Regions from separate parts of the Homo sapiens genome. Here region 1 is linked to region 2. Evidence: chromatin loops called from intact Hi-C (ENCODE). Cell type or tissue: Calu3. All regions are shown on one strand. Links, peaks and the distances in the headings refer to the core of each region. The heading gives the core; the rest is flanking DNA. Region 1 has its middle 30 kb from the start of SLC9A2. Region 2 overlaps SLC9A4 (solute carrier family 9 member A4).

Region 1 (12,976 bases), core at 4,264-6,763, 69 kb after region 2:
GACTTGATATAATATTACAAGAACACACATACACATACACACACACACCAGTATGTTTTAACAGTATAATTCATTTTACCCCTTCTCCTATCTTTTGTGCTATTAATTCATACATTCACTGGACATAGAATTTTTGATTGGCCATCTTTTTTTCAGCACTTTGAAAACATAATTCAACTGTTTTCTGATTGCCATTGTTTCTGATGAGAATTCAGCCATAATTTTACGCTTTCCTCTCTACTTAATGTCTTTTTTTCTGCCTCCTCTTAAGAATTTATCTTTACCATTAATTTTCAGCAGTTTACTATGGTGTGTTCACTTATCTTTCTCTTGTTGTTTTATCCTGCTTGAGTTTCACTGAGATTCTTGGATTTGTATCTCGATGTTTTTACCCAAATTGAAGAAAAATTTTAGCTATTCCTTCAAATATTCTTCTGCATTTTTTTTTCTCTTCTTGTTCTTCTGTGACTTTAATCACATAAATGTTAAACTGCCTGATACTGCCCCACAGATCACTGAAGGGCTGTTTATATATATATGCATTTTATACAGCAGGAGGCATAACAGTGGGATATATCTGTCATCACAGAGCTCAAGTTGTGACCTTTCCCTTAGCTATAGCAACCTAAATTTAATTTATACCTCAAAGTTTACTATAACTTTTCTATCTCTTTCATGAAGCTGGTCCCTAATTCTTCTAGTCAAAATGGGTCATTTCCTCCTGTACATAACAGTTGAATTGTGTTGTTTTTTTTTTAAATAATATGACACTTCCTATTATGTCCAGTGTTTTATTTTTATTTATTTTTTGCTAGGATTTTTGTTGGTTGGTTGATTGATAGTGTTCACTTTCATTTTATAGTTCCAGCACCTGGAACTCATGTTACCTTCCAGTTCTGCCTTATTGTTGGGCATCTTCCAAACTCTACTTCTCTGTAGAGTTGTACAGGCAGCAAATTCTTGTCCCCAAGGAACACTTGCCATTATATACCAGGCCCTTCAGAATGTGGCAAATCCTCCCTGGGAAGCCTCACAAGTGGCTCTTCTGTTTCTTGAGCTCCGGATTAACATGGTCCCCTGCATTCATTTCTGGCAATAACAAGGCTTGTGGAAAATAACAATGGCAAGGATATCAGGGGAAGAATGAGGGCTGAAATGACCAGTTGAAGTAGCATGGAGAACTTGCTCAGCTTATAGCAACGGACTTCTCTAGCTTATTGCCCACGTATGTTCGGATGAATCAGGCCCAGATAGCTGTCTAGGTGGCCTTGCAGCATATTCTCAATGTAATGGTAATGTTAGCAGAAGGACTGTGAAAACTGCGATCCAGTACTCAGATAAAGCCATAAGAGGAGAGTCAACATTTAAGCAGATATAATTTAATATCAGTGAGAGAGATGACATATTTGAAACAGAGTAGAGGATTATATCAGATCCACAGTTCTTTAGAGTTAAATGGAAAAAAAAAATGTATCTTAAGAACCAAAGGAATGCAAAATCTAATTAACCCTCTGGGTTATTGTATAACTTCTGGAGGTCTTTCCCATGTAATTAGTCATTGTATAATTAATTCTGAGATTGGACTACCTGATGACCTCCTATGAGTATTGGAGTAATTGACTTAGCCAACACAAATAGGTGCGATATAGCCCATTTGACTCAAACCAAACATCAGTCATGTCCTGCCTGAAATCTCTGGTTATTAAGACACTTGCCAAGTTGAGAAGCTGTCCCCTAAAACTGCACAGGACAATAATCATCAAGTGGTGTAGAATGCAATAATTGTTTACTTAATGGGAAAATATCTTTCAATGGCAGAAAGACTTAAAACTAAATATAGAAAATATTTGAGAGAATCAAATGTATGGTATTAATATCTTTGAAATAAGAAATCTGTGCATGATTCTTTACATATATATGTATAACTCAAAATTTTAACTTGATAGAAACAACAGATTGGCCTCATAATTCCAATTTGAAGTATATTTTTAAGCAATTGAAAGACTCATGATTTTTAAGTAGACATCTTAGTAAAATTAAAAATATCAATGAAAAGCTTAAGATAATTCAAATTTCTGAATAATTATAAGTTTGATTCATCAAAATTTTAAGAGTTTTTTTTTTAATTATGGAGGTTTTAACCTAAACGTATGTATATTAACCTTAAAATATCGGTTTGAGGTGTTAAGAGGAGTTTTCCTGTTTGTAAAGTAGATAGAACATTAGCCAAAGGCCCTTTTAAAGGTGATTGTTAAAATTTGCTAGATAATAATAATAATACATTTATGATTAACTTTTAAAAACCAAAGTAAACCTCCACAATGCTTTCCCATGCACAAGGCAGCCCTGCAAAACACACATTATTTAATGTGAACTAATCTCTTTGCTAAGCTTTCTGCTTGTTTGCCTTTCCATTTGGCTTTTTTTCAAACCTCCTCGAAGATGCCTTCAGGCCTGGGGGTGGCAGGACAGAATCACTAGGTGACACCCAAAGACCATGAAAAGAGTTGCCAGATGGATGAGCACTGTGAGGTTGGAGAGAGACAGGGAAGCTAGGAGAGAGGCAGGGAAGGCTTCGGAAGTCATCAGAAGCTTTTCAAGAGACTACAGACGACCCCTGGCTACAACTGGGGAAGGCCAAGTTTTATCCCTAAGTACACACTGTACCCGTCCACCTTTGGATCCAGCTCCTGATGTTTGGTCTTATTATCTTCAATGATAAGGAATGAGGAGTCAGAGCGTGTTTCTCCCTGAAAGCCAGTGTGACTCCTTGTTTCTGAGATTCTTTTGTTAGTCTTTGCTTGTTGAGGTTTTGTCTTTCCCTAAGGGTGAATTCCCTGGCACAATGGACCACTCCCAGCTCTATGCGGGTGCTTTAGCTGGCAAAAGAACTGAGGTTGAAATATGAGATTGACTTTCTGGGTGAGGTTCCTGTTTGTTCAAAGCCACCTCCTATCTTTCTCCTCTGAAGCCACCAAAGAAAACTCTGAAGATCCCGGAGTGACCCTTAATTAGCTCAGGAAGGAGGTACAGGGTAGCTGAAATAGAACTCCTTTCTTTTCTCTATAGCAAATACAGTCAGGGCCAAAAGCCTTTTATGGACTAATCATTTTTCCCTGGTTTGATCTATTATCTGGGTACATTGCAACAACTTTGCCTCTGTTCCTTTTAGACAAACAGCTAGGTTTTGAGTGAGTGATTTCTTTAGCTCCAGCAGCTACGATTTTGGGAGTGCCCAGCCATTATCTTCAAATGGCTATTCTCTTTCGTTTGGGGAAATGCAGTGGTAAAACATCAGAGCTGGTCCTGCGGAAATAACGAAGTGGCCAAGGTCATCGAAAGGATCTGGCCTGTTGTTCCTCTGCTTGCCCCTGCCCACCTCCAGGCCTCAACACCAACCTCCGCTTATCAAAATATGTTCGTAGGAAAATTCAGAACAAGCACGTTCCATTTTGGTATGTTAGATGTCTCAGAACACCAGCATCTGAGCCAAGTTTGAGAAAAGTGAATTTCAGGCAGGAAAGTGGCTTAAAAGGGTTTTTTGGGGAAAGAGGGACTTCCCTCTCATACTAAGGACAGCCTTCCTAAAAGGAAATGCACAGATTAGCATACAAATTCAAACTAAAACAAAAATTGGTCTAAACTAGTATTTTGGCTGAACTTGAACTAACTCAGAGTGGTTACTTTAAGTCCAAACTAAACACTAGAAAGCATTCTCTCAACAGTCTAGAATGTATCTTTAACCAAAGTTGAAAGAAATATGAGATTATGCCATCTTAGATTTGCCACATGATTTTAAATTGCTTTTTTTTCGAGGCTTTCAATTGAAGCAATTGGACAAGTAGAAAGATTTAAAAAGTTTTTTTCTGGACATTTGGACATATGAAATATTTTCTCGGGATTAAGGGTAATCACACTTAAAATAATACTTACTTGTTACACTAACATTTTATCTTAATGATTCTCAACCTTCATTGTGGGTAGAAGAATCACTCACCTGGGGAGAGAGTAGAATGATGGTTACCAGAGTCTGGGAAGGATAGTGAGGGAGAGGGGGAAGTAGCGATGGTTAATGGATACAAAAACAATGGAAAGAATACGATCGAGTATTTGATAGCACAACAGGGTGACTTTAATCAGTAATAATTAAATTGTACATTTAAAAAAGCTAAAAAGGGCCGGGCGCAGTGGCTCATGCCTGTAATTCCAATACTTTGGGAGGCCGAGGCAGGCGGTTCACTTGAGTCCAGGAGTTCGAGACCAGCCTGGCCAACGTGGCGAAATCCCATCTCTACTAGAAATGCAAAAATTAGCTGGGTGTAGTGGCACATGCCTGTAATCCTAGCTATTCAGGAGGCTGAAGCAGCAGTATCACTTGAACCTGGGAGGTGGAGGCTACAGTGAGCCGAGATCATGCCACTGCACTCCAACCCGGGTGACGGAATGAGATTCTGTTTCAAAATAAATACATAAATAAATACATAAATAAATAAGTATAGCTGGATTGTTTGTAACACAAAGGATAAGTGCTGGAGGTGATAGCTACTCCATTAACCTTGATATGATTATGACACATTGCACATCTGTATCAAAATATCTCATGTAACCCACAAATATATACACTATGTAACCACAAAAAATAAAAATTAAAAAAAATTAAAAAGGATCACCTGGGGAATTTAAAAGCTCAGATGTCTATACACCCTTCCGCCTTTCTCCTTCAAGTGATCTAGTTGATCTGTGCTGGAGCCCAGGAATCTACATTTTTGAGAACTACATCAAGTGTTTGATCTTGGGTAAACCAGAGTGTTTCATTTAGACTGCAGCACTCTGTAACCAATTCTAGTGTAAAGGCTCTTTTTCTGGGCCGGACCTGCGCTGCGTGACCCAGCCTCTGTTTCTCCCCTTGCCTGCCCTGCTTCCTCCCCGAGGAGCTAAGCCCTGTTGTGCTTGTTTCCTTGGTGTCTAATTTAATCCCTGGTTATGATTTATGTCCTTTGGGCAGGTGCTAATCACATGGGAAACAAATTCTCCCTTGCTGAGGCTTCAATGCTCCCAGAATAAGCTTTATACCCTTAAGAAAATGATCCATCTGAAACTGTCATGTGGATTTGATTATCACACTTCACACAAAAAAAGGCACATCTAAAAAAGCAATGGTATGATTAAAGTGTTATAGAAGGTTTCATAGGAGGTAGAATAAATAGGTTAGAATCTGTATATCTGGAAAGTTGAAAATTCCCTAGAGGTAAAACCACGGAGACCGACCAGTAGAACCAGGTGGTGCCGTGGAGATCATGAAGTGCTGGCACCTCACTCCAGAGACATTGCAAACACGTAGGTAAGAGCAAAACCAGCCTGGCCTTCTCTTCTTAAAAAACTCAAAAGACCTATTCCAGATTGGAAGAGATAGTTTTGGGAAGATAAAAGCAATACATTGCCCAACAAATTATGGATTAAATATAGGCAACTTATTACTAGCAATAAATCACCTAAAAGATTTTAAGAATATTCTTGAGACTTTAATGTATGTTGCACACATGATGAAATAATTAAGAAAAAATAAATGTATTCAGACTCATCTCTAACATTTGAAAGAGACCAGGATTATGTCTTGCAAAGGGTTGTGTTTTTTTTTTGGTTTTTAATTGCTGATTTGCTAAAACCAGACTTTTCCTCTTGAAGTGGCTGGTAACACAAAGCCTCAGCACATCTGTAAAGCAGCATGCATCATAGAAGAAGCACAGTGTGGGGCTCTCTGGAAATTTCCAGTACAGTTGAGAGATAAAATACATCCATGAACAGAAAATAACACAACACAGCACAGCCAATAGAATGAGCTGTAGTTTGAGAGAGGAGCCCAACACCAGGAGAGGTCAATATTCTTGTTAGCTTCCAGTGATAAAAATTAGCCTCCAGAGCCACATTTTGAACAGTTTTGTGCCTCAGTTCACTATAAAATACATATGATGATGACAGGAGTCACACCTACTTCATAAGGCTAAGATTCGATGTTAAGATTTGATTAATGTATGTAAAATGCATGACATCCAGTATAACAGCATAATGAATAATGAGATCTTTGTTATCATTGTGCTTTTCCTTTTGAATTTTTTTTTACCACTCCACACACCTTTCTTTTAACTTTTGAACTCTTATTCACGCCTCAAAACCTTACTCAAATCACACCTCTCTCAGGAAGCTGGCCTTGATTGCCCAATTTGGTTTTGAAGTACAAGACTATCAGCTTTGATCACATAGTTTTTGGCCACCTCCTCTACAGTCAATGCTCTTTGAGGACAGAGAGCAAGAATCGTCTGTGTCCCCAGGCCCTAACAGTGTGCTTAACACGTAGTAGGTACCAAGCACATATTTCTTCATTAAATGAAATGTCTTATCTTGAATAGGGAAGGTGGATTTTATACTAAATCTCAAAGTCCAGGCAGAATCTTAAAGGACAAAAATTGGAGGAGAACAAAGTCTGATGAGTGAAAAACTATGGTTTCCGCTTCTTTGGTAAAGTTGTGATTTCCTCCTCCTGCTAGTCCTTATTCTTCTGTTGGAAAATTTATTTCAGGAGTGCATTTTTGGTTTGGGTGTTGATGTCATGATTGTTACTCCCTCACCAAACTAATTTAAAGGGTCCCAACACAGAATTTCTACTTCATAGGTTACTATTGTCATGAAATCCAATAATGAATGTTTGGGAGCATCACCACCCCATATGAATTCTCTGCATAGCACTTTCGTCAATTCAACACTTAACTCCTTTTCTGTCTTATGCTTTGGATTTTGAGCCCCTTGAGTACAGAGACAGGATCTTATTCGCCACTAAATTGCACACCCAGAAGTGTGTAGTCAAAGTAGCTGCTGAGTAGATCCTGACTGATGGATTGAACGAATGGATGAATTGCTGGATAAGAGTGTATAATTTTATCAACAAAATAATTTATTTTCACTTCCCCAGCATGCCTTCTGCAAACACATATTTCTCTCTTTGATTAGTCTGCTTTCTATAGCTGGTTAACCAACTGTACACAAATATCTGCCTGCTGATATTGTCCTCCCAAATTTTGTTTCAGGTGGTTCCTCCTTCACTTCAAAAGCTGACTAAATACCCAATATTGTCTCTCCACCTTACGTCACACAATAATTAGATAAACCTCTATTATAGCAAAGATTGCACGTTGCTTGACTTTTTTTTTTTTTATCTTTCCTGAGGTCTTAAGGAACTCATGATTTTATTCCTGAGCTTTGAATGGACTCATTCTTGATCACATGTATGGCATAAACCTTTTCTATGTTGCTTCACTGATAATTTTAAATTATTAAACTAATATTTTTGGCATATTCAACATACCTGAATAATATCTTATATGTAGATATAATTGCATAATGTATTGTGAGACATTTAGATTCAATTATGTTCCAAATAATTGAATTCAAAAGTATTTGGAAAATAATGTATATTCAAATAAATCTATGTTCTTGTTCTATTTTCTGATTTTAATTTTTAAAAAGGATATTACACTCTGGAATTTTTCTTGACTTACAAATTGTCCTATAATTTTTTAAAATATGTTTTCCTCTTATAGCCTATAATATTAATATTAACAACACTGAGTATTATATTAATAGTGCTAGGTTGCTATTACTTAGAGTTTGAATGTTTTAAAGCTCTTATAACTGTTGTCAAATTATTTTTCAAACATTATCTGCCAGTTTATGTGCTTCTCAGCAATGGGTAGATTTACTAGTTTCATTTTTATATTTCCCAATATTAGGCACCATGATATACTTTTTAAAATAATTTAGTAGAGGAAATAACATTTATTTTTGCTTTCATTTGCAACCTTTCACTATAAATGAACAATTTTCATCTTGCTTATACATTTTTATTTTCTTTTAGGTAAATTATCTTTTTTATATACTTTGTCCATAATGTAGTCAACTAATTTAGCAATTTTGGGTCATTAAAAATAATCACCAGATTTCAATAAACTAAGTTTTTATAAGAATATTTTAAATTATACCAATTCTCATCATGCAGCTACTGTTTACCTAGCTTAAAGCTCATGTCAATTAAAAGAGTAGCCATTTCATTTAAGAAGGAAGTTGTAAAACTCAAATCATGGACCTATACTCGTTGTGATGAGAACCAGTGAATATGGTGGATATTAATGTCCCTGTATCAATCAGCACCTGCTATCAATTACAATCCAGGGCCGGGGAGGCCGGAGAGGTAGTTTCTGTTCTAGACTAAACCTAAGAGAAAGGGAGGCCACTTATCTCAGGTGAACACAAGGCTAATCAAACTCTGCTCTTTTCCCTATTTCACTTTTGTTTGCTTATTTAACCAGGCAAAAGTAGTTAACCACTCAGAGAAAACAGCTTCAACTCTGTTGACATAAAACTCATTTCACATGACCCACAGATAATTGTTGGCAGCCTTCAAAAGGGTACAAGCTCCTGCAACTACACCATTTCCTCAAATCCAACTGCAGTAGCAGCCCTGCTTTCAGTCCATGCAATTTTTTTAAAGAGCAAAATGACCTTTTATTTGTCAGGCACTTTCCAATCATTCATAAAATATCAGTTTTGGAGCCTAAGTTGATGACCACAGCTGAAGACATGCTAGAGCAATGGCGCTGTATCTTAGCTGCATATTGGACTCTTGTGGGAGCTTTAGAAGATATTGATGGCTACCTGTACCCCCACTTCCTTCAGGACTCTGATGTAATCGGCCTGGCATAAAGCCTAGGCATGGGGATTTGTAAAAGACCTCCTAAGCTAGGTTGAGAAACACTCACTGCTCTAGGGGAAGATAATGGATAGGGTTTGACTACTACCTGCTGCAGGTAGTTGCAATGATGAAAGATGAATGATAACACATATTAGTTTATTTCTCAAAGGAAAAGATTCATGAGGATGTTCTTGTCTATTTGTTTGTTTGAAGAAATGCCTGCAAAATATCTAGAAATATAGAATAGATTCAAATGATGCAAGTTAATCAGATTTAGGGGAGAAAAATAGTTCATGCTTGATACTTTACATAAATGCTGCTAAATTCTATTTGTGCATATCAGCATGCCAAATCTAAATAGGATATTTAGATACTTTTGCCAACAATCTGATCCGTATTTATTGTTTTAGCATGTTTAACTCTATCCTTGTTTTATACTCCTTTTCATTGATGCCTAGACTGCCTCCTTTATACACTTTCTTATCCCCAATGCCTGGCAGTAGTGTCTGATAACATTCAGTAAATGGTTATTGACTGAATGAATGAATTTTTCTTTATTGTTTTGCTGGCTGGATAGGCTGTTAGTAGTAGTAGTGCCACAGTGACCTCTGTTGATGAAACCAGGAAGTGCAGAGAGAAACTCCTGAAAGAAAGGAGTTATTTCAATGACAGTCAAGTTGAGGTTGAAATGCGAACTGTGCCCAGTCTCAGAACTGAAGAGAAAATGATATGAAATGCGAATGTGTTCACAGCATATGGAGAGAGCAATAGCACCATTGGTCTTCCCAGCAAGTAGGCCAGCTCAGCATTTTTCTTAACAGCTTGTATGATTCTTTCTCCCCATGGTCATATGCCAGGGGCCCAAGCTTCAATTTGCTCTTTTAAATAATTTTACTAGCTTGTCATCATTAAAAACTTAAATATTTCATACCGTGCATTGATTTTCACTTTTTGTAGAGCCTGAGTTTTGCCATGTTGCTCAGGCTGGTCTTCAATTCCTGGTCTCAAGCAATCCTCCTGCCTGGGCCTCCCAAAGTGCTGGAGTTACAGGTGTGAGCCACTGTACCTGGCCAAGGTGAATTGATTTTTTTTTAATAAATTACTCAAGGTGTTCTAATTAAGATATCTAAAAAAACTGCACTCCATTTTAAAAGAAAAAATCATGGTGCTTTAGGGTAGGTTTTTAAAAACTGTTCTTGCTTTTTATTTTTATTCATACTTATTGTTTGCGTACTGATACATGGAGCCATTGAGCTGGTACCTATCTCTCCAGTTCCCTGTCTCCTCTCATACTCCTAGTACTTGGTGTAAAATTTCGGGGGAAGAGACAATAAAAGAGGCAGACTTTGATAACTACTTAAGAAATTAAGTGCAAGAATACTTGATCCTATGAAAGAAGTAAAAACAGGAATATTGCCACCAAATAATAAGCACTGATAATATAGGGGACCAGCCAGCTAAGAGTTAACTTTGAGACTCTATCACTAAACTGGGTGTTCCAGTTTCGAGACCTTTGCACCGACTGAATCAGTTAACTTTCTGCCTAATTAACTCAAGCTTCAGATGGGACTATATATACAACATCCCATATGGACTGTGAGCCTACTTCCCCATCTAATCAGAAGGTAGAAAACTGCTTATCGGCATACAACTGATAACTTAGAGTTTAAAGAAAAAAAAAGCAGGTGAGGTATGTATTTGAATAGAAATGTCCTATTGATACAAATGTTACCTGAACAAAACAATGATGATTTTAGAGGTGGTAAGAAAGAAAGGAGTATATAACATGCCAGTTAAATCATTAAACCATCATCTCCTCTGAATGAAGAATAAAAACACACTGGATCCTCACTTCATTGCCATCTTTGGGGCTTTGGTCCTGTGACCACTTTCACGGTGGGCCTGTGTTGTAGGCCTCCAAATAGCAATAAATGAACCTTTAGCCATCAGTCCATGTTAGATGGAATTCAAAACAAAGAGTTCCATATCAAATTATCCAACTATTTTTATAAGACTCCAGGTTTAGTCTGTTTATTTTTCTTTACACACCCTGTCCCCAAAACTTTTGAAGAGTGCTAAAAATGATACAAAACCCAAGAAGATAACAATAATAAAGTAGAAGGAAGGAAACCAAAGATGGGGCCATAAAATGCAGCCAGTAAAGAGGTTAAGAATATGCATAACCATGGTACCTATGTGCATGCTTACACACGTAAGGACCACATATACTAAAAGCCACACTGCAGAGTAGCCTGGTCAAGAACTCCTTCACTAAGATAAAAACAAATAAATTTCACGGAAGACAACCAACTCTTCCTGGTATTAGACCAGAAAAAAGAAAAACATGCTTGTGTTCTTTGTGAAAAGAGAAACTATGCAGTACAATAAACAACGTCCTTAACAATATCATGATGTGAAGTTTCATGAGGCTTTTCCTGAAACTGCTCCTCTTGAGGAGGAGCCCAGTTAAATTTGAATTTCAGACAAACAAAGGAGACATACTTACAGTAAACAATTATTCATGGTTTATCTACGATTCAAATTTCAGTGGGCACTTGTAATTATATTTGCTAAATCTGCAACCAAGGATGAAAGCTTCGTATCAAAATGCAGATCCCTGCATCTGTGCATACATATATCCCTGTTGAACATATACGACACCATGCAGGGACCAGCCCAGATCAGAGCTACAGCTTAGTGAGTTTAAGTACCTAGGGTAAAAAAAAATTCACCCACACTCAAAAATTAAAACACTTGATGAGAAAGCACTTTTGGGAGAGTTGAGGGCTGGTGGAAGTTCTATTTAAAAGTGCACGGAAATTGACTATTTTGTCAGGTCATTACTGCTTACCTACAAACAATTTGTGGAACACTAGTGTTTTAGCTTGTTTACTTTTGTTTTTTTGGTGCCATATAAATGATGGGTCACTGACATAATTTAATACCTTAAATTATATATATAGTTAATATCTTAAAATAGAGCTTCTAACCAATATAATGGATTATGAGAACCTAGCAAGATATTCCAAATGCATTTTAAAGCATTAATTATTGATTTAAAAAAGGACAAAAATGACACTGCAAAAATTTTTACGTTTTTACTTTGAATGCTTTTGACTTGGCTGTATAATAATCAATATCTCAAAGCTCATGAATATTTGTAAATGATTTAACTATTTAATAATTAGTTAATATTATTTATATTTACTAATATTAATTATCTAATTATCTAATATTAGACATTAATATTAGATGACTGTTTATCTAACTAAACTATTTAGTAAAACATTTTCAAACTACATGTGGATACTTAGAAAATGTATTATCAAAGCCATTTAATTTCCTTCCCCTTTGTAGACGAATTGCTCCTATCATGGTTAATTGTTAACATTAGGAAGAAAAATATAGCTACTTAGATCATCTAATAACTTATTCTGTTAATTTTAGTATGAAGCAGTTAAACTTTGCATTTTCTCAATGTAGTTACTTAAATACAAAATCAAGATTTAGGACTTAATTTTCTCTTTCCTCACATCCAACTCAATACGTATTCTAAAGACAGTTTTAAAAATCTGAATCCCAAAATTTTGCATCTGTAATAAAATTGACTCCCTATACATTCAAAGTCAAAATTATTCCCTGATTTGATGTTCAAGAATTTTATAGAATTTGCTAAACAAAACAAAATATTTGATCATTCCTCACAGAACATAAATCCTGGCCATAACTTACTTGACAATGTCCCTGTTGATGAACACACTTATTTTGTTTCTCACCTTTTGTTTTATAAATGATGAAGCCCAGCTCATCCCTGAAAATCTATTTTGCACATGTGTATTGGTATAGCTGTACATGGAGTCCTAGAAAGTCAATCCTGGGCTCAAATAGATTCCCCAGTTTTACGTTTAATAGAAATTGCCAAATTGCCCCCTAAATACATTAGATCAATTTTCTGTCTAGCCACAGAATAAGAGAATGCTGTCCAGCATCCTTAGTAACAACATGGTTAGTAACTGAAGGTTTTAAATTTTTCCAGTTTTATAGGTAAAAGAAACAATATCTCCATCTTTTTTTTTTTTCTCCAGATAGTGTTTCTCTTTGTTGCTCAGGCTGGAGTGCAGTGGCACGATCTCGGCTCACTGCAACCTCCTCCTCCCAGTTCAAGTGAGTCTCTCGCCTCAGCCTCCCAAGTAGCTGGGATGACAGGCATGCTCCACCACACCTGGCTAATTT
Region 2 (2,500 bases), core at 1-2,500:
TACTTAAAAGGTGGCCTGTATTAAAACTAATAAATACTCATGTCTGTGGCCAATTATCTTAAGAGCATATGCAAGCAGATATCAAAGGCTTCAGTGCCCTTATGCGTTCAAAATTCAAAAGAGCTGAGGCTAGAAACAAACAAACAAACAAACAAACCCATTAAGGTTTATATCAAGATGTTAAGGAAGGTGATAGTATTAAAAAGGGAGTTAATTATTTTTAGTTCTCTCCTTTTTGTTCTTATGTTCCACATGGAATATATATTATTCATGTAATACAAAGTTTTTTAAAATTACTGCCACTAGATTGTAATCAAATACATTTGTCACATGATCATTCTTCCCCCAGCAATGTCAGGACTTTATAATCCCCAGAGGACAATTGTGCATTGACTACTAACCTGGGCACAGGCATAACCCGTTTTTTAATCCCTTTCAGAGGTGGGAAGGGGTCACAGTGTATAATATCTTAGAGCTGGGCTGGCTTTCATGGTATAAATGGTCTAATTGCCCTTGTAAAATGTGATTCTGGTTTCTTCAATTATTTCTTAACCAAAGATAAAATCCCTACAGATACAATTCCAATATAAATGTACTCATGAAACTAATATTCTATTAGATAAATGCTAATCAAAATGTGGTGTGTAGATGGTATTAATCTGTGAATTGCTTGTCACCTGTCCTCAATGAGATAGGTAAGTACAAAACTAGCAAAGAGTTTGTCTTTGAATGAATCATTTTTTTTCTGTTGCATTTAACGGTAAAATATTTGGATTGCATGGTATGGTATCATTTTCTAACAATTGATTTTTATTGTGTTGTACAAACATTTCAGTCTATAACAGATTTGGAGGAAAAAAATAACTTGTTACCACTTTAGACCTTTTTAAAAAAATGGGTTGGAATAATTACCATATATAAGCTATAGCCAAGGGAACAGTATTTTCAAAACCTGAAGTCAAGACATGTGTTTTGACATCAAACCAACTTACTAGAACAATAGGAAAAATTATATGTAGGATTCTGGAACTTAGGATTCCCCTCAGTACAGAGCAAGGCCCACTGATAGTTTTGTGGCACCTCTTGCCAAATGAAAGAATAATGTTTGTCTCTTCTCCAATAATGATTCCAGGGCCCAGAGGATACAAGGAATCAAAAGACTTTCCCCTGAAGATGTGGAGTCCATAAGGGACATTCTGACATCCAACATGTACCAAGTTCGGCAAAGGGTGTGTATGAGCCACCTGTGTTGTCCCCATTTTCTGTCCTTGAAAACAGTCTCTGAAGGGGGAGTCTGTTGATGTTCAAGTCTCCTGATGTTCACGTCACCCTCTGTAAGGTGGTAACTTGCTGAATATTTTCTCTCTGCTTAGTTTGGAGAATAGAAAGTTAATTGTCATGTTTCTGCTGCAAAATTGGTACCTGTGACATAAAAAGAAATGCAAATCTAGTTACCGTCTCTAGGGGGCAGGCTGCCCTAGCCCTGCAGCCTGGTGCTGTCCAGAACTAGCAGGTCTCTGTAGAGAAGCACACACACCACACCACAGAACAAAGATGGCACCAGGATGCTGATCACAGTGCAGTTGTCCCAATTGTATTGACTATAGTAAAGATGAGAAAGTTGAGATAGTTTAGGTTACAATATTGAAACTCTAATTTATAATGAATAAATGCCTGAATAAAAGGAGACATCTTATTTCTCAATTTTGGAACTAGGTATGAAATCTCTACTAGTCCTTGGGACCTGGTCCAAAGTGCATACTAAGAAGATTTCTGAGGACACTGGATGAATCTTTCTGAAACTTTGACTTAGTTAAATAATATTCCATTTAATTAGTCATCTAACGAAGTCATATAATGACAAGTTTTTTCAAGTTTGAGGATTTGATCATCCATTTTAATCCTAATACTTGGGTGTGATTGGAAATGAATTCATTTTGAGGGCCTTTGGTTTTGTGACTGTGTCGTTGATCATAGTCTTAATGAAACTAAAACAAAATCACCTAGGCAAAGCTCCCCATTTTCAAAGAGAAGATGCTGAGGTCAGTGGAGTTGGTTATCTGACTTGTTCAAGGTTACAAAACAAATCCAGGTTAAGAACACAGGTTTTCTACCCACCCACCCAGTGCTCTTTTCATGACTCTGGACTTATATAATCCAATGAAAGTGATTGTTTTCTGGTCTCCTGTTTCAACTCAAAGGTCAATGATTAAGAGGAATGTGTCAGTGAAAGGCTCTGCACCAGCTGGAGGAATACAGGTCAGCACTAATGGTAGTGCGCTTAGAGTAAATTCCATGGCTTTCAAATCATTCCAAGTGAAACTGTTTCAGTAAGACTATCACATCCTGCCTTAGATAAATAATAGATAACAACTTCCTGGTTTGAAAAATGTGGCTAGCTTAGTGAGAGCCAGAACCCATAGGGTACCTGGTACTCAGCCTTTTCCCTATGTGGATGAAGGCCAAGTTTAGGGAAAGGTCTAGAAACGGAGATGGAGAT

What was found. Peaks named below come from ENCODE experiments on the same cell type or tissue, not always from the same donor. Only the 100,000 strongest peaks of a DNase experiment are listed, where the experiment ranks them.
Region 1: a loop joins it to region 2, with 5 times the contacts of the local background. A loop is called at or near these places in 8 of 110 quality-filtered maps.

Annotation. Positions count from the first base shown.
Region 1 is chr2:102,583,447-102,596,422 of GRCh38, forward strand. No RefSeq gene overlaps it. Among named protein-coding and RNA genes, the nearest start is that of SLC9A2, 30 kb to the right of the region's middle. In Calu3, for the core only: no CTCF peak of the experiment used is centred there; no DNase peak of the experiment used is centred there.
Region 2 is chr2:102,518,727-102,521,226 of GRCh38, forward strand. It overlaps SLC9A4 (solute carrier family 9 member A4), which reads left to right. Exons shown (of 12, transcript NM_001011552.4): 9 at 1,133-1,229. Among named protein-coding and RNA genes, the nearest start is that of SLC9A4, 47 kb to the left of the region's middle. In Calu3, for the core only: no CTCF peak of the experiment used is centred there; a DNase peak (open chromatin) is centred at 1,485.